Regions from separate parts of the Homo sapiens genome. Here all the other regions are linked to region 5. A link is a contact called in ENCODE Hi-C data. All regions are on one chromosome and are shown on one strand. The core of a region is the stretch at or near the end of the contact, and the rest is flanking DNA. Distances in the headings are between cores, read along the strand shown.

Region 1 (3,851 bases), core at 827-3,326, 2.0 Mb after region 5:
ATATATCTCAGAAGTTGAGAAAAACTAGTTATTATGAAGACTCTGTCATTAACAACATCCTTAACATCCTTAATGTTATGAGACATCCTTAATGAATGAGACAATGAATGAGGAAAGTCATAATCTGAGTAAAATACCCCGTACTATTTATACCACGTTAGTTGTTACAACTCCCTCTCCTCCTGTTCTATTTTAACCTATAAGTCTCATTATCAATTAAACCACTTAATGGATAACTTAGCATATTGTGACTTGCTATAACTTAGTGTTTTGTAAAGCCATTTACTGTCCTTTGCTCTTCTATGACATTGCTGATGGCATTTCATCAAAATAGTTCTTCTAGCAAACCTAAAAAGTATAGCCAAATCACTTTTTAAGAATGTTATATTTAAGATTATAATTTTTGAAATGACAGAATTTGTTACTTAAAGAGAAGAAAGAAAAGAAAAGGTATATTTTCTTTCTTTACAGCTGTTTTGGGGTGACATCGACAAGAACCACTTTTAAATGACTGCTGTGGAGTCATGTGGTCCATCCTTCATTTCTTCCACAATCGCTTGAGTGCTTGCTCTGTGTAAGACACCATGACAGATGGCTCCTTAGCTCCTGCTTTCAAATATTTTATAACCTACTCAGGAGACAGACAGACAGGCAGTAAAATATATCATGGTTGGTACCACGGCGAGATTAACAAGTGTAATGGAGGCATAAAAGAAGATACCTCAGTCCACTCCAGGAGGTTAAAATGCAATTAATAGAAGTCAAGCTTGAGATAACATTGAAGGATGAGTAGTTTTCTATTCTCATTAGCAGGGAAAAAGCACGTTGAAGAGAATGGTATGTGCAAATGGACAAAAGTGTAGATATGGAGAAATGCTCGTGTGTTTAGGGACTACAAGGACTTAAGTGCTGAAGGAGAGAAAAGTACAAGTGGCCAAAGATGAAGAGAGACACAGGGGCAGGGCCAGATGATGAAGATCCTTGTTTTCCTTGCAGAGGAATTTGGACTTGATTCTGTAGGCTAAGGAATTGGAAACCGAGGTGGATTGTTACCATATTTGCTTGTGAGGAACTGAGAGACAAGCCTAACAAAAATTGCCCCTAAATTATCAGAGCATGCAGACATAGTTTTTCTCCACAGAGATGCCTGGTAACCATAACTTCAATAGCCATATTGTCAGCACAGTCACCTTAACTAAAAACACTGGGCCAAACAACCTGAGGAAAAATCTATCCCAATATTACTCTAATATTATTAGCACTGGACATCTGTAGGGTATATAAAAGAATAAAGGAAATATTTTTGTTTGAGCAATTATGAAATAATCGAAGTTTCTGGGATACGCATTGCATATAGATGTGGCTTCTCTTTCTAGTGTGCCAGTTTTGCCTAAAATTGGGTAACAAAAGTAAGCATGTAGATATTTTTCAAAATGGATGAGGTATTTTAAGTTTTTTTTTAAATGTGACTTCTCAACATGGCATTTTAACCTGCTATTCAAACTTTTCTTCCAAATATTCACCCTTCACCCACTCGAAACAAAGTCATTCTTCTGTACAGTTATGAGTACGCCAATGGAAAGGTCTGACAATCAGTGCCCCATAAATTATGTGTGGAGAAGGATAATCCCCTTAGGAGGAAACATGGTCCAGGGGCACATACATATTTTGTAATTTGCTATAATTCAACGTTAGACTGTATATAAGTTAACACCAAACGTTTAAAGGCAGAAATGGTAGCACACTGGATTTTCTCCTCTACTGCACAGCCTCTTTCAACAGTCCTGTGTATTTCACAAGGTTATTTTAAGGATTAAATGAGGAAATGAAAGTACTTTGTAAACTGTAAAGTCCTAACCTGATGTAATGTTTCATTAACTAATGAATTTACAAATGACTAGGACAAGGTGCCTTTTGAACGAATGTTTTCGTTCTTCCATTAATTAGAAAAGGTCTAGTGTGGTCTACCAAGCAAAAGCAAGGGCTGTGGCATTCCCTGATGCCATGGCACAGATGTACACAATTCCAATAGTCTACATCAGACAGTAGCAATCAGGCTGCGTGTACAGACCCATCTGGTTCTCATATCGTCTGAACGAGGTGCTGAAGTGGAGGATTTTTACTTCACTGAATCTGAACAAATCCTCTTGAGCTTTCGCCAGATGATTAAAGATGGTGCAAATTGTCCTCAGCCTGGTCCCCATTCTTTGATGTCCTCTGTCAGCAAACCATAAGGCATCACCTAAGACAAAAGCTCACGTGGGGCATGTCGGAACAGTAAACCCAGAGTTCGCGAGTGATTTTTCTCAATTGCCACTGGTCCATTCAACTGAGTTTTACTTGAGACATTCGGAGGTGAACCAAACATAAACCAGACCTACCCAGTTTGTAATGTTCTCAGCTGTGTGTTTGTGGGAAATATATTTCTTGGAGGCTTGCCACTTCTTTGTTGAATGCCATGGCTGGAGTTTCTGCTTAATAGTGGTGGTGGGAAGGGGGCTGCTGGTGACAGAAATGCTAAGGCCAAACAGAGAAGCCTAGCTAAGAAAAACAAACTTTCTCTCAAGGAGACGCAAAATTAACTCCATGTGTTAAAAGAGGAAAGTTATTATTTAGCTGGGCGTCTTATGTCAAATGCAAAATATTTGATTTTAACCTCCTTCTAAGACCATGGCATGTTCTTATTAATAGATGGTACTATGGGAGTAGAAAAGATTTTTAAAAAAGTGGTGATAAATGATGCTTGAAGTAGGAGACACACTGACATTTTTTAAAGGATTAATCTCAGTTTTTGGGTATCTAGTTTTTTTTTTACCAGGGTTATCCAAACTGAATCCAGGGATGTAAAAATATATTCTTACACTGACCCTGAAATCTATCGGATCACCATAGTACATGTGCCACAACCTAGCACACATGGGGGAAAAAAATGAAACTTTCCTTATTTATTTTATTTTTAGTATAATTTCCAATAAAAGATGAATCCCAGCCAGTAGCTGAGGGGGCCAATGTGGTTCTTATAAGTACAAAATATGGTTGGGGCATCTAATGATGTTGAAAACGTTCCTTGTATTTTAGTTATACTGCGTCAAGATTGAGGTCATGAAATCCAATTGTTGGAAACAATATATCCTGCAATTTAACTAAATTGAAGATGATGCCAACCATCTGGGGATTTGTCCAAACTGAGCTCTTGCCTTGGAATGACACGCACATATGAGCAGTTCTGGGACTTGGTTTCACACAATGGTTTCTTGACATTATTTTGGACATATGAACTAAATTGGGGATCTTTCTTAATTCATATATCTTATTTGTACTGGTTTTCAAATATATCTTTTGTCTGGTCTTGATCAAGATGAATATTTGTGGTCATACTATGACTGCCTTAAAACCCTGTTCTCGTGTTAAGTGTACACAGCTAGTATGATATCAATATTCAACTGAGGTTTTCACACGGCTGATAGGTTGAGATTAAACTTCTCAAGAAGTGAGTGTTGGTGTTTATGTTTGGTCTAAACAAATTGGCAGCCTAAGAGAACATGGAGATTCCTTAATCTGCATGCTCAGTAAGACCATATCTGCCTCAAAGATGCTCTTAATCAGGTTTTACTATTATTATTGTTATTGAACATAGAATGTTTAAGATTTTGAGGACATTCTATTTTACAAAGCAGTGCACACATATTTAATGCTTACAAAAGTTCTGTAAATGGATGTTATCTTCATATTACAGAGAAAAATACTGGAGCTCATGGAGGTGATGTGACTTCTCTAATAATACACAATAAATAACAAAAGTGGGATTAAAACCCAGATTTTCTGATTCCTCTGTCAGGATTTTCCTACCA
Region 2 (3,813 bases), core at 1,115-3,614, 1.7 Mb after region 5:
CATTTTTTCTGTTCTTTCTTTCTGGAACTCCTATGTATCAGACATTGGTCTTTTTATGTTGTTCCTCTACGCTTTTGATCTTTCTCTGATATTATGTGTTGCTTTGTATTTTCTGGAGTTTTTACTCAACTATAATCACTCATCTTTCATTTATTAACATTTATTTTTATTTCAGCAAGCATATTTTTAATTTTTAAGATATGTTCTTTGTCCTTGATTGTTCATATTTCATAGCAGCCTGCATTTATCCTTTATATTTGACATTTCTTTGGTTTCTCTGAGGATAATTAAAGTCTTTATAAAATAATGAGAGCAATAATATTTTTCAAAATGTTGACTCATCTCCAAATTTTCTTGGCTTCCTCCTGAATTTTTTGTGCTTTTTATCTTCCTTTCACATGCTGACAGTCCTCAGCACGTTGGGAACCGTCCATCTCCATTTTCTCTATTACAAATCTTGTGTGTTTTCTTGCTGGGCTTCTCCTTGAATGAAAGCCAGTCTGGGGGTTCTGTTTGTGTGGGTGCACTTGCAGGCTGAGTGGACAGGCAGGGAGCACAGGCCTGTCTGGGGCCTTATAGAGCTGGTTCAGTGAAGCTTCTATTCTGGACTCTCCACCTTCCACCAGCAATCCTCATTCTCAGGAAACTTGTCCAACTAAGGGAGAGGGTTTGCATAAACACGTTCTGGGTTTTGTCCAAAGATCAATTCTGAATTGCCTATCTCTGTTCTGTGGTGAGGTTTCTATCTAGGGAAACGTTCATTTGATGCCATTTGAATTAACTCCTTATTTTCCACCCATCTCACTCCCATCTTTGATAACTGTTGGATGCCACATTTTTTTTTTATCAAGAGATTTACAAGAAAATGATCTTTAACTTCCACTACTATCCCACTCTGGCCCATAGCTTCTTTAACCCTCTTTTTCCATCAGTATGTTCTCATATGTTTTCAGAATTCAGAAAAATTTGAAATTCAGCATCTAGTAACTGCTGCCCTGCCTCCCGTGATCTCTGCTACTGTAAATCTATCCTCATCACTAATTCTATATTATGTTTGCAGTGTTTTGGAGGAGAAGGGGGGAAAAAGCATGGGGAAAGACAAGGGAAGACAAAACCAACATTTAGTCCACCACCTTCAATTGGCAACCAGTGTAGTCTTGTAAATAAAAGACATTCATGTTTGGACAAAAATTAACATAATATCGTGTTAGTGTTTTCAACATAGTCCACCTGCAGCTTGTATGATTTTAAAACCACCATGGACTTAAATTAAACCTAAACTCTAGAATTACACTGTCCAAACATACAGCTATTTAAATTTAAATGAAATCAAGTGAAATTAAATTTAAAATCCATTTCCTCAGTCATGCTAGTCAGGTTTCAAATGCTCAATGCCACATGTGGCTAGTGCCTACTGGACTGGACAGTGAAGCTGGAGGGCATTCTTAACACAGCATAAAGTGCTGGTGGACAGTGCTTCCATGGAGCAAACTCAGAGCTCATCGGTGAAGAATTAACTCATTGAAAATCAGGTGTAACTGATGAGGAATGGGGAAGGGGCCTCTCTTTCCTTTTTATTTCTGTCATGTTGTGTTAAAATGCCCCTGCATGTGTTTCAGGAAGGAAATCTGTTTCCTACAGGTCCTTTGCTTTCTGTCGGGGGCAGCCGCATGGGTCCACCCTACTGTAGGAGCTGACTGAGGGCATGCCAGCAGCAGTCGTGGTGAAAAGGTGAGAACTTTGAATGCTTGCATTGCTTCCTGAGAGGAAGGGGGCAGGCGCTTCAGTGTTTATGTTATACAGGCAGGCTTACACATTTGGAGGGTCTTAAATTACCTCTGAGAACGGTACGTGAGAACAGCCAAGGAGAGAAGACAGGAATTTGACGAGGACTTTACTCTGTGCTCATTTCCAGTTCACAGGCCATCAGTGAGCCGGTAATGGTGACAGCTCATCTCACCTCCCTGGAATCTGTCCCTGAATAGCTCACTGTAAACTTTTAAACTGAACTCTGATAAGGAAGAACTACCTCTAGCCTGCCGTAAATTGTGGAGTTTTATCTACTTTGTGGTCTTTTGTGATGAATTGGATTACAGTTTCGGAAGTGAGAAGTAACATAGAAACCAAAATTTTGCATTGATTCATGACGTTAGGGCATGAGGAGGGACAGGTTTATGCAATTTAAAGGAAATTCAGCACCCTGGGAACTTACACCAGCTGGTTTTATGCCTAAGAAGTAGGTACAGGGTGGAAAAAAAAGAGAAACCAACTACAAGCCAAAATAAAGCTAACCCTCTGAGGCTAGTCAGTGATTCACTCTGGAATTTCAAAACTGCAGAAATTGCATAGGACTTCCATGCCTCATGAACGGCACTCCCTGTGGGAAAGAGCCAGCGGACTGTTGCATTCATAAAAAAATGATACATGACGTGCTCTCAGCACCCCTCCATAGGATCCAATAGATTGTCTAAAAGTCAACATCCTCTCATGTTAGAAATTAAGTCTCTTAAATATTATTTTTATCTTTAGGCTTAAAAATTATATCTGTATATACCCATGCTCTCTAAAATATTTTTGTTTCTTTAGTGTACTAGTATACATTTTTAATGGTAAAACCCACATAAGGCATTTTTCTCTGTTTTTCCTTTTTTTCTCTAAACTTAATTAGGGCACACAGTTTTGATTTGTAGTTTTTTATGGAGAGAATAAATAACAAGTCATAATATATTTTTATACAAAAATGACCAAGAGTTCATAGATTTAACAATTTTTTTCAATACAGGCAAACTGAATGACATTAAAAAAAACCTGTATTCAGGTCTGATTTTCAGTTTGAATTTCTGCATGGATCACATTAATTGGGTGTTTTAATTTCCATTTTGTATGTGTTGGATATGAACACATACTAATTCATGTCATATAATCTATGCTGTATTGCCCCATATCTATCCATTAAACACATATAAGTTGAGAGCCTGATAAAAGAAGGACACTGCAGCAAAGAGAGCAATGAATCAAACACAGATTCCTTCTCAGAAGTTGGATACTTTGCAGAGATGGTAAGGCCCAATAACTAGCATCAAGTGCAGTCCTGAATCCCTGTTTGGGCCAAATTTTCAATTTGCCCTAGAGCCTTAGGATAGGCAAAAGACAGCCCTGAGTTCTCTTCACCCATCCTACCCCTGCCTGCTCAGGGCACTACCAAGTGGGAGCAATCATGGCTCCATGTGATCACTAGGGAGAAGGATCTGGAAATGAAAGGATAGGGGAGGGGGATCATTTCATTACAGCCCTCTTTATTACGCCATTGGTATTTTCCCCTACAAAGTCCCAACAACTTAACCAATCATGGTAGAGAAATTTCAATTCCATGTATGTGGATTTCTACAGCCAAGCAGAAAGTGATGCATTCTTCATGCTGCTTTAGGAAGATGGCAGTCAAAGAAGAGTCTGAACCAAAGCAGTGCCATCTCTGGATGGGCAAAGCTTCTGCAGCAACGGTTTACAGATGCCCCAGCAGGAGCACTAGAAAGGGAGCCAATCGCATTACTGAGAGAGCTGGGGCCAGAGAGCTGGGACCTGAGAGCAGGTAATATGTGAACTAGGACGCTGATTGCAGATGGCACCTAGCATGTGAGGAAAGGGTCTAGCTGAGCTGGGAGTCATTCCATGTGACCTGTAGCAGCTGCACCCAGTCAGAGACAATCACAGGACTGCAATCAGGAAGCCTAGTTTGTGTCCTGAGTCAGCACCTTCTCCCCGACTTCTCAATGACTACTCCAAATTTTAACTATTCTTAAGCCTTCACCCTAA
Region 3 (3,722 bases), core at 40-2,539, 1.4 Mb before region 5:
AAAAATTAAAAGAGATCCAAATATTAAATAAGCCTCAATCAAGTATCAAGCACCATAGAATTAATAATCAGAAATTACTAATTTCTGATTAATAAATTACATTTATTAATCCTGATCATAAAGTAGGAAATACACAGTGTTATTGTCACCATTTCAGAGGCGTGGACTCCAAGGTTAAACGTTTGACCAAGGTTAAGTAGATGTCTTAGTCTATTTGGGGAGCTATGACAGAATACTTTGAAGTGGATGGCTCAGGAAAAACAAACTTCTTTGTCGTCATTTTGGAGGCTGGAAGTCCAGGATCAGGGTGCCAGCACAACTGGGTTCTGGTGAGGGCCCACGTTCTGGCTCATAGGTGGCCTTCTCGCTGTGTTCTACACTTCACATGGTAGACGGTGCAAGGGATCTCTCTGGGGCCCCTTTTATTCGGGCACTTATCTGGTTTTGAGGACTCTGCCCTCATGAGCCACTCACCTCCCAAAGGCCCCATCTATTAATACTATCTTATTGGCTATTAGGTCTTAGCATACGAATTTGGGTGGGGGACATAAACATTCGTTCTATAGCAGTAGTCAAGGTGATAATTTAACATAAATCGGGGTGACTTCAGAATGCGTCTTCTTTCCCACGCTCAGTCTTTCTACAATGCCACACTGTCTCCGGAAAGGGGTAGAAAAAAAAAGAGGAATAAAGTTAGACAGTGGGAGTGGAGAGGGAAGAAGAGACGTTGAGAGATCAGGGGAGACACATGTGACACGGACTACTCACAGTGATTCCAGCAATTGCTACACAGACGCCTCCCACACAATGGTCGTAACCTTCGTTCTCATCCACTGCGTGGGAAAGCTGCAACATGCTCCCCGCTGGCAATGGTGGTTCATCCAGGGTGACTCTTAGCCGAGAAGTGTGCATGCTGGGTCCAGCAGCGTCCACCAGGGGCACATGCGGAGTTTCATAACAATGTCTGGGTACCTCCGATGTCCTGGCTGGAGAAGGTTTAGAGACATAGCAAGGGAGACAGATGGATTAGGGAAGTGGGGAAGGACCAGACAGGTCTTTATTTCCCTACTCCTCTCCGTTATGTGTCTCTAAAATTAACACTGCAAGAACTATGCTAAGAAGCAAGCTTTTATGTTATAAGAATTAGAGCCACCAAATCAACCCTGTGCACATGGCACTTCCGTCACCTCATGCTGTGACCTCTCATAGGTCTCGGTCCCCCAGGTTTGAGGAGATGAGTCCCCCTGGCTGAGGCATTTCTAACAGGGCTGGAGGATTTCTGCAGGAAGTGGTTACCGGTGAGTCAGGATCTGGCGTTCATCCCTCTGAGTCAATAATGAGCCGATTTCTCAGTGGGTTAGGAACAAGTGGAGATGGAGTCTTAAATAAGTGGCAAACCTACCGCGAGCTCTCCCGGCACCTTCTCTCCGGGCAAGGAGGTTAATGCCAACGTGTTTCCTCAGTCCCAATTTGGGTCATTATATTTTTAATTATCTCTGAATTATCCCTATAGATTCAACAGGATACATTATCTTCCATTTCCTACCTTTAACTTGAAAGCACTGATGTGCTGCTTAGGCTGGTGACTGTTGAACAAAGCAACTTCTCCAAACCTTGCCTACCCTCTTCTCCACTCTCGCCCGCAATTCCCTCACCTTTTCTCCTGACGTCCCTCTCTTGAGTCCTAAATAACGGCCTTAAAGAAAAGCAAATGCAGCCGGGCACAGGGGCTCATATTTGTAATCCCAGCACTTTGGGAGACGGAGGTGGGTGGATCACTTGAGGCCAGGAGTTCGAGACCAGCCTGGCTAACATGGCTAAACCCCTCTCTACAAAAATTAGCCGGGTTTGGTGGCTCATGCCTGTTATTCCAGCTACTCAGGAGACTGAGACAGGAGAATCGCTTGAACCTGGGAGGCAGAGGTTGCACTGAGCTGAGATCGGGCCACCGCACTCCAGCCTGATTGACAGAGTGAGACCCCATCTGAAAAAGCAAAAAAGGAAAGGCAAATATGGCTGGGCGCGGTGGCTCACGCTTGGAATCCCAGCACTTTGGGAAGCCGAGGCGGGCGGATCACGAGGTCAGGAGATCGAGACCATCCTGGCCAACACGGTGAAACCCTGTCTCTACTAAAAATACAAAAAATTAGTCAGGTGTGGTAGCGGGCGCCTGTAGTCCCAGCTGCTCGGGAGGCCGAGGCAGGAGAATGGCGTGAACCCGGGAGGCGGAGCTTGCAGTGAGCCGAGATCGCGCCACTGCTCTCCAGGCTGGGTGAAAGAGCGAGACTCCATCTCAAAAAAAAAAAGAAAGGCACATGGCGGGTGTTGGTCTCCCTAATGAATTCATTTGCCTTTTGTTGGTTCCTGAAGACAGAGAGAGAGAGACAGAGGCCACACAGAGAAAACTGGGAAGGGCGAAGGCTGCGTGTCCCCTGCTCAACCTCCCTGCGTCCGGAGGGAGCGGAATCGGGAATCTCTTAGCGAAAGGCAGGACCCGCAGGACTGGCTCACAGGGCTGGGGCTGGAGGGGACTTGGTGAATGACTGCTCTCTGAATTCCCTCCCTGCTTGAACTCGGGCCCTCCTCTCCTCTTCGCGTCTCCCAGGGAAAGCAGTACCCCGTGGAAAGGGAGAGCGCCTCTGCTATGCGCGCACAGGGACTCACCGAGGCACATAGCGTCCTGGCATGGAGAGGCGAGCGCTGGGGTCCGGCCTGCTGGAAAGGAAGAAGAATGGAGAAGAAGGAGGAAAGTCCAAGGAGAAGCCTCACCCGCATAGCTCATTTTGGGAAAGCTGGCCTGCCCTGCCACAAAGAGGTGCTGGGGAAGTGTGTCAGCTGAGGGGCCCTTAGGGAGACCTCTGGTCCCCGAATGAGCCTCTCAGCCGACTCCTCCTTAGCTTGTTGCTGATCCTGTCCCAGGATTAACATAGACCAGGGTCTCTCAACCTCAGTGCAATGGACATTCTGGGCCAGGTAATGCTGTGCCGTGCGGGCTGCCCCGGGCACTGTGCGAGGCACAGCGGCACCCTGGCTCTACCCGGGAGATGTCATGAGCACCGCTTCTCCCACAGTGACAACCAGAGGGGTCTCCAGACGTGGCCAAATGAGAAGCACTGATTAAGACCTATTCCTAGGCCAGGCATGGTGCCTCAAGCCTGTAATCCCAGCACTTGGGAGGCTGACATGGCAGAATCACTTGAGCCCATGAGTTCAAGAGCAGCCTGGGCAGAAGAGTGAGACCCTGTCTTTACAAAAATGTAAAAATTAGCTTGCTGTGGTGACATGTGCCTGAAATCCCAGCTACTTGGTCAGCTGAGGCTGGAGGATTGCTTGAGCTCCAGAGGTAGAAGCTGCAGTAAGCTATGATTGCATCATTGCACTCCAGCCTGGGGAACACAGTGAGACTCTGTCTCCAATGAAAAAAAAAAAAAACCAGAAACCAAAATCCAGCCAGAAAAGAGAATTATTGCTTCCTTTCTAGACCACATGAATGGACTTTTCTTATTTAAGATGTACGCAAAGCAACTATAACCATTCAAACCACTCTTCACTTACACAGGGAGAGGTTAAGGACTTTCAAAGAAAAGCAGATCAGACCCTGACGGCCCAGGGCTTCCTAAAGCAGCCTCCTGGGGCAGGGCCTACAGGTGAGCAGACATAAGGAGCCGTGGCCCAGAGAACACCCTCAAAGGGTGACTAACAGCCCCGGTTTGCCTGGGACT
Region 4 (3,891 bases), core at 144-2,643, 2.0 Mb after region 5:
GAGATAATTGGGAACTCAACAGTAGTCTAGAGAGTTGGAAAATCCTGGAATCAAATCATAGCTTTGCCATTTCCTAGCCATAGTGATGTAACCTTGGTTTTGCTATTTACCCTTCACCAGCCTCACTTGCTGCATCTATAAAACGTGGTTGTTCTCTGCTATTGTCAGTATTGTTGATGTGGTTGTGGTGGTGTCAGCAGTCTCCTTTTACTCAATAACTGGAAGAACATCCATGTCTGTGACAAGAGACAATTTTTTATTTAAGAAATCTTTCCGGGCATGGTGGCTCACACCTGTAATCCCAGCACTTTGGGAGGCCAAGGCAGGCGGATCATCTGAGGTCAGCAGTTCGAGACCAGCCTGGCCAACATAGTGAAATCCCATCTCTGCTAACAATACAAAAATTGGCTGGGCGTGCTGGTGCATGCCTGTAATCCCAGCTACTCGTGAGGCTGAGGCAGGAGAATGGCTGGAAACCAGGAGGGAAGCAATGAGCCAAGATCACATCACAGCCAGGCATGGTGGCTCACACCTGTAATCCCAGCACTTTGGGAGGCCAAAGCGGGCAGATCACTTGAGGTCAGGAGTTCAAGACCAGCCTGGCCAACATGGCAAAACGTCATCTCTACTAAAAATACAATTAGCTGGACATGGTGGTGCATGCTTGTAATACCAGCTACTTGGGAGGCTGAGGCAGAAGAATCACTTGAACCTGGGAGGTGGTGGTTGCAATGAGCCTAGATCATGCCACCGCACTCCCATCTGGGTGACGGAGTGAGACTCCATCAAAAAAAAAAAAAAATTTTTTAACTATGTCTTTAAACTCTCTTCAGAAAATTTATTGACACTTATCGTTGTATTTTTCTGAAGTTTTTCTTTCAAACTCCTAAAAAATGTATGGGAAGGCAATAAACACAAAGGAAAGGGAATATTAATAATATATATGTTCACTCTTAAAAATCCAAACAAATGATATCACAAAAGTATTTGCTGTCAAATATCACTTTGTGATCTTTGATGGGTGTTCAACCTCAGTTATGAACCATATGTCAGATGTGGGGATGATTTTATGGTTCATTGCAGCCTTGGTAGAAGTCTTTAACCCCATGACAGTTGCTTCAGTGAGAAAGTTCAAAACTACCTTCAGTCATTTCAAATATGACAACATTGACTTGCTTTTTGCTATTTTGAGTCTATTCTGCAGCATAGAGGTATACCAAAAAGGCATCTGAGCAGACATGTGGCAGTCTTCTGATGTGCTAATATTTGTATGCCTGCATGACTCTGATTCTCACATGCCAAAATAGTTAAAGAAGCAGATGTAGGTTAAAAATTGTCGTTTTTTTTTCTTTCTAAGTCATTGCACACAGCTTTTATGCATCATTTGTTTTCCATTATGCAAACTTTAGTATCTTGTTTACCACCGTTCAGATGGACTATTCCTATTTTGGAAAGTTTCTGAGTTTCTGTGAATTGGTCAAGGGTGAGATTTCAACATATAAGGAGCAGTGATTATTCAGTTAAAGAGGAATTTATGATCAACAATGAGTAGTGCAATAAATGCTCAGGAAAGTGAAGAGTTGAACTTGCTAGGGACCTGTCATTCATCTGAACATTCCTTGCTTATTGAGCAAATATCACATTCCAGGCACTTCACTGGGCACTGAGAGTAGATGAGTTGCTTTTCTTAAGAATACTATATATTGTCCTTCACATTTTTGATCCTTAATTAAGATGATCTAATTAACAACTCAAAGCGGAAAACATTGCCACTCCAGAAGATTGGTCTAAACATAAAGAAAAGAGTGTAAAAATCAGTCTCTCAACTATTGTCTTGTTGACTTCCTAGCCATGGTCTTTAAAGCTTTTCAGTACAGTGCCTCCCTAACATCATTATTTCATTAACCCCATTTTTCACAACATTAAATATATTGTCTTATGTAAAGTCAATTAGGGCAAAGCTTCTAAGCTGTAAGTGCATGCTTCATTTAGCCCTTTTACAACTTTCATTTCTCTATTTTGTTGCCATTCTTCCCATCCTTAGAAAAGGTTCTTTCCACTATATCTCCACTAAATCAAGACTGCTTTTCTCAAACTCAAGCAATAGATTCATTTCTCCCAGGAAATCCTTTTAGCATGGCTCGAGTAATGTTGTCCACTCAAATAAACGACATTCCAATCAATGTCATACAATATCTAGATCATTCTAAAATATAAATGTCCTTGGTAAATATTCATTTATTATGCACCTTGCACAGAGCAGCTATATAATTAATATCTGGTGAATGCATAAAATTCCGTTTAATTTCTCACATCTTTAGATGAAGTCTTTCCAATCTACCATCATTTTCTATCACTGTACATTTTAACACTCCGAACAGGAAAATAAATCAATTACAAAGTTATAAAGACCATTAGCAATATTAAGAAAACTTATGTGAAAAAATGTTGGCAAGATGGTGGAATTGAATTTTCCAGCACTCATGCCTCCCACAGAAACACTGATTTGAACAACTATCCATGCATGAAAATACCTTACAAGAGGCAAGGAAACCAAGTAAGAGATTACAGCACCTGGGTGTGGCACAGAAATGAGAAAAGGCACCTTGAAGAGGGTCAGAAGGACAGTCTCACATTATCCATGTCACCTCTCCCCCATGTCCAGGCAGCACAGGCTGGAGAGGAGATAACTTCTGCTTAGGAGAAGGAAAGGAAGGAGAGCATAGAACTTTGCCTTGAACCCCAATACCCAGCCCACTCCAGTAAAACCCAACACTGAGTAGGTGCAGATGGACACAGACTCTGGCTCAATACCCACAGGCTAAACTTCCAGGCCTACCCAGGCACCAGACTGGATCCCATAGGCCCAAGCTCCAGGCCTGCAATGTATACACAGTCTCTGAACTGCCCCACCACTAAGCCAACCCCAGCCAACCCAGTCTCTAGACCACCCCCAGCACCAGGCTGACCCCCACAGCACCAGGCTTCAGGCATGGCCCAGCACAAGGCTGGCACTCAGAGCCCACGCCATCAAACCAGCACCTGCAGGCCAGGGACCCATCAGTTGAGATACAGGCACCAGATTTTCTCAGCACTAGACCAGCCCCTGTGGCCATAGGCTCCAGGCCAGTAACCGTGGACTGAGCCTATAAGTCTGCACCGGCCACAAATAGGATCTTGCAACCCCAGGTTCCAGGCCAGTCTGATAGACTAGGTGTCACAGGGTTGGGCTCCACAGGCCCAGGTTTCAGGTCCACCCAAGCACCAGGCCAGTTCCTGTAGCCCTAGTCATCCAGCCAGCACCCTTGGACCCATCCTCCAGGCTGACCTCTGCAAGTTTGGACCACAATCCCAAAAGATACAATCCTGAATGCCATAATCCCAAATGCTGAAATATCAACAATCCCTAACATCTAAAATTTTAAACATCAAGCCAGGTGCAGTGGCTCACTCCTGTAATCCCAGCACTTTGGGAGGCCAAGGTGGGTGGATCGCATGAGGTCAAGAGTTCAAGACCAGCCTGGGCAACATAGTGAAACTCCAACTCTACTAAAAGCACAAAAATTAGCCAGTTGTGGTGGCACATGCCTCTAGTCCCAGCCACTCGGGAGACTGAGGCAGGAGAATCGCTTGAACCCAGGAAGCGGAGTGAGCCAAGATCATGCCACTGCACTCCAGCCTGGGTGACAGAGCAAGACTCTGTCACAAAAATAAATAAATAAATAAAATTTCAAACATCACAATCACAGGATAGTTGTGTCATTTTAGATGAAATATACCTTGTTTTTGCCTTTGTTTGAAAATTGAGTATGGTTTAAGGAGCTATGTATGGGTACAAGGTGACAAAGGGTAGACTTGTGGACTTACTTTTAGAGTCAACTTGACTGAATT
Region 5 (3,900 bases), core at 169-2,668:
CTAAAATGCTGCTTTCTATAGTGGGTAGAAGAAGTTCTGCAATAGAAATTAGAAAATGATAAATGTAGTATATTATTTGTAGTATATAGTTTATTCTGTAAATATGGGTATGTCAATTAGTTTCTTTATTTCTAAACTCAAAAGTGAGGGTTTCATATTAGAAATGACCAAATACATTTGAAAGTACTTCAGAAGTAAAAATTATTTTGTATATATAACACTGTGTGTTATTTTGAAGCAGATAAGTTAATGCTTCAATATTACCACAGAACATGAAAATGAATTATTTTCTAAGTAGAGGAAAACAAATTATTACTGGCCTGGAAATCTCTGGGTAATAGCAATAAGTCTCTAAGGAGCATTAACTTCTAAATTGTCATTTTTGTGATTTGGAAATGAAACCATTTCAATTGCTGAAGTGCTAAGCACTATGGATTTGAAAAATTGTCTATGAACCAGAAGTATTACCTAAATTTTTAGCACTGTCTTTGGACTCGATTGGGTTAATTTTTACACTCAAAGGCAAAGGACATAATATGCAAATGGAATAGAGTTTCAGCCATACTAGACATTTGATCACTTTGTTACTGTTTCAGAGTGTAAGTTTCCTGATTCTCTGTATTATAAATTCTCTAAAGTGTGTCTTCAAGTTTCTTCATGCATCATGAGAGAATCTACTATTTGTACAAAAAGAAAGCTCTTAACTGATTTCTCTTAAAATATTCAATTAGGGGAGAAATGTTAATTACACTATAGCTACAAGTTGTTTTCCATATAGTTGTAGAGATAAGTCAAATGTTATTTCTCAATAAATTTTCACCTGTTGTAGAGGTTAAACTATAAAACGTCATCCAATTAATATTTACATAGATTTGTGTCTTCAAGAGTAATGCAATTCATTTTGCATTGATTGTTTTTGATAAGATAGGAAGTAGATTCATAAAGTAGTTTTCAAGAAGCACAATTATATATTGTCTTGTATGCTGATATCTCTATTAAAATTGTCACTATTACACTTGGGGAAGGCTTAGCTACTTTGTAAAGATGTTCCATAAACTCAGCAGCATATGTGCACTGACCAAGCATTTCCTGTACTGCACCCTCTGTTTCCTCTCTGCTTTTCTGCATCCCCAGGCTACTCTTCCAAATACAGGAAGTGGAATGTACTGCCAAAGCATGCTATATGATTATTATATGTTTCATATTTTACTTCCTCTAACTCCTCCTTTCAGTTTTCTCAATACGTATGAGAGATAGTTGAAGAGATAATGGAACTTCAGAGAAAGCTAACACAATAGTAACTACATGTGATTTTCCTCTTGTTTCCCCTGCTAAAATACACGTTTATGTTTCTTTGAAGCTTTCACATTGTTTAAGCCTTCTGCCCAACTTCATTTTCTCCCTGTGGCTAACCTCAATCTGTTTTCCTCTCTCTCCTGGCTGCCAGCCAGCTACTGAAACTGCAACAGGGCTATTTATAACTTATGGACTGCAAAAGTGAGTTTTTCATATGGCATAGGTACTTTTTTTCTTGTCATTAAGGCCATTATCTTAAAGGACTCCACGGCTATATTTGTAAACTAGATTTCTCATGAACAAAAAGTGAGTTTACATATTGTCAGACATTGGAACACAGTAAATCCTTAGGTAGTCTCAAAGTTGTTTGAGTTTTATCAAATTTCTCTATGTGGAATATTATATATTAAGTATATTCACTATAGACAGTGATGCTCGTTCAATGTTTGGATTAGAATAGATAGAAATATTTCCAACATGAATGACGTTTTTGATCTGAATAAAATCAACATCATAAAAAAATTCTCATTATTCTAGACAACTGAGTTCCAAGAATATGTACAAGCTTTGTGTCCCAAAGGGGAACACAAGACCTGAATCACATATCTTAAGAAAATAGAATCCCTTTAAGTCTCTTTAAAGAAGTCTTGAAAATGAGAGGCTGTGTGATTTAAAGGCACCTGCTTTGGGCTCCCATGGCAACCTGTATCTACATTGTATATGCAACATTTCTAACTGGAATCTAAGCATTAGTTCTCCTCCTTACTTGACTGGGTGCTTTTTAAATTTGTCTTGGCAAGGACCTGTTATGGTAAATAAAGCTTCACTGAAACACAGTCACACTTGTGTGTGTGCGTGTGTGTGTGTGTATTGTGTATGTCTGCTTCCCTGTTACAAAGACAGAATTAAGAGTTGTCAAGAGACATATAGCCCACAATGCCTAAAATATTTACTGCCTGGCCCTTCGGAAAAAAAGAAGTTTGCTAACTTCTTTTTCAGGATATTTATATGCTAAGAGGGTGAATGAATGTATGATCTGATATGTTCAGCAGAGATTCATTTTTTTTAGTCATTCATTTACATGTTTATTACTTCATACAGAATTATCTAGTGTCAGATAACCCTTGGTTCAAATTAGAACTCCACTATCATACTAGTCTTTGGAAAAATTACCTAAACACATTAAACCTTGGTTTGTTCGCCAGTAAAATGAATGTACAAGTTGTACCTGATTCATCCATCCACTCCATCAGTGAGATTTCATGAATGAATCAGTAGGCCTACACAACATTCTTAAGTTGAGGGAAATACTGCTTCAGTTACTTCTCATCTTATTAATCCTCTGTTTCTCCCAATTGTTCTTCTCATGCTTCTTTCTTCTTTTCTTAAAATACGTAAATGCCTATAAGCATGTCCCAAACCTACAATGTTCCCAGATGAAACTGTTTATTCAACAAGTATACATTGCAGGGACGGATGCTTGAGTGAATGAATGCCTTTAGTCTACTGCCCCATCACGTTGTGATGCTACATGGCTTTGGCTTAAATTGAAACCTGAGAAGCATAGAACAACCTGAATATGGTTGGACCTGAAATAGGATAGTGCCTGGACTACGATCAGTCTTCAAAAAGTTGTTTATGGAAAATGTGTCCTATGAAAAAATGATCCTTTAATGACTTTAAATGTTTTTCTTGTAGCATTATAGACTCATATTAACTTGTAACATGACTGAACAGAATCTAGTTTGAGGCACTAAATAGGATGAGACATCTGTTTGCAAAGAGTCCCTATGAAAGCAACACAAATTCTACTAAAATTGAAGCAAGAATAAACATCAAATATATGATGAAGATTGGGTAGAAGAATAGTGAAATCATTAATGCTTTATGAAAACTTTATGGGGACCATGCCACCAAAGAAATCAGCAATCTACAAATGGATAACTCATTATAGGAAGGGTCAAAATTAAACTGACGTCCTGAAGTCTACAGTGACAGACCATTCACATCAATTTGCCAGAAAAAAAATCATCTTGTTTGTCCCCTAACTGAATAGGACGAATGATTAATAGCAGAAACAAAGCCAATACCATAGATGTCTTACTTGCTTCAGCTTACACAATTATGACTAAAAAAATAAAATTGAGTAAATTTTCTGCTTCATGGGTCCCAAAATAATTGTGCTCAGATCAGCTGCAGACAAAAGCAGAGCTCTCAATGGAAATTTTAAATAAGTGAGATCAAGATTCTGAAGCATTTCTTCAAATAATTGTAACAGGAGATGAAATACGGCTTTACCAGTATAATCCCGAAGACAAAGCACAATCAAAGCAATGGCTACCAAGAGGTGGAAATGGGCCAGTCAAACCAAAATCAGACTCTTCAAGAGCAAAATTTATGGCAACAGTTTTTTGGTATGCTCAAAGCATTTGGCTTGTTGACTTCCCAAAGGACTGAAAAATGATAACATTTTCTGATTATGAGAGCATTTTGAGAAAGTTGGCCAAAGCTTTAGCAGAAAAATGCTCAGGAAAACTTCAACAGAGAGTCCCCACCTGCTCATTCATCTTATCAAACAAGCGCAATCTTGCAAGAGTTTCCATG

Evidence for each region. Hi-C counts contacts between places; a loop is a spot of excess contacts on that map. Pooled maps may share reads with other maps.
Region 1: a map with no recorded cell type shows a loop between it and region 5 (8-fold over the local background). The contact joins two enhancer-like sites. A Hi-C loop is called at or near these places in 2 of 37 single-sample maps with no recorded cell type and 2 of 50 pooled maps.
Region 2: a map with no recorded cell type shows a loop between it and region 5 (5-fold over the local background). The contact joins two enhancer-like sites. A Hi-C loop is called at or near these places in 4 of 37 single-sample maps with no recorded cell type and 3 of 50 pooled maps.
Region 3: a map with no recorded cell type shows a loop between it and region 5 (5-fold over the local background). The contact joins the promoter of LINC00460 here to the enhancer-like site in region 5. A Hi-C loop is called at or near these places in 3 of 37 single-sample maps with no recorded cell type and 3 of 50 pooled maps.
Region 4: a loop to region 5 is called in a map with no recorded cell type, with 14 times the contacts of the local background. The contact joins two enhancer-like sites. A Hi-C loop is called at or near these places in 2 of 37 single-sample maps with no recorded cell type and 2 of 50 pooled maps.

The regions. Positions count from the first base shown.
Region 1 is chr13:103,005,321-103,009,171 of GRCh38, reverse strand. No RefSeq gene overlaps it. Among named protein-coding and RNA genes, the nearest start is that of SLC10A2, 59 kb to the left of the region's middle. Within about 2 kb of position 2,076, at least 3 of the 41 ENCODE cell types and tissues checked have a DNase peak (open chromatin) inside an H3K27ac peak, as active enhancers do.
Region 2 is chr13:103,281,287-103,285,099 of GRCh38, reverse strand. No RefSeq gene overlaps it. Among named protein-coding and RNA genes, the nearest start is that of LINC01309, 140 kb to the left of the region's middle. Within about 2 kb of position 2,364, at least 3 of the 41 ENCODE cell types and tissues checked have a DNase peak (open chromatin) inside an H3K27ac peak, as active enhancers do.
Region 3 is chr13:106,374,131-106,377,852 of GRCh38, reverse strand. It overlaps LINC00460 (long intergenic non-protein coding RNA 460), which reads right to left and starts at 1,289. Exons shown (of 3, transcript NR_163477.1): 1 at 1,188-1,289; 2 at 769-986. RefSeq lists enhancers at 552-1,751, 3,428-3,722.
Region 4 is chr13:103,029,058-103,032,948 of GRCh38, reverse strand. No RefSeq gene overlaps it. Among named protein-coding and RNA genes, the nearest start is that of SLC10A2, 35 kb to the left of the region's middle. Within about 2 kb of position 1,393, at least 4 of the 41 ENCODE cell types and tissues checked have a DNase peak (open chromatin) inside an H3K27ac peak, as active enhancers do.
Region 5 is chr13:104,981,934-104,985,833 of GRCh38, reverse strand. No RefSeq gene overlaps it. Among named protein-coding and RNA genes, the nearest start is that of DAOA, 480 kb to the left of the region's middle. Within about 2 kb of position 1,418, at least 9 of the 41 ENCODE cell types and tissues checked have a DNase peak (open chromatin) inside an H3K27ac peak, as active enhancers do.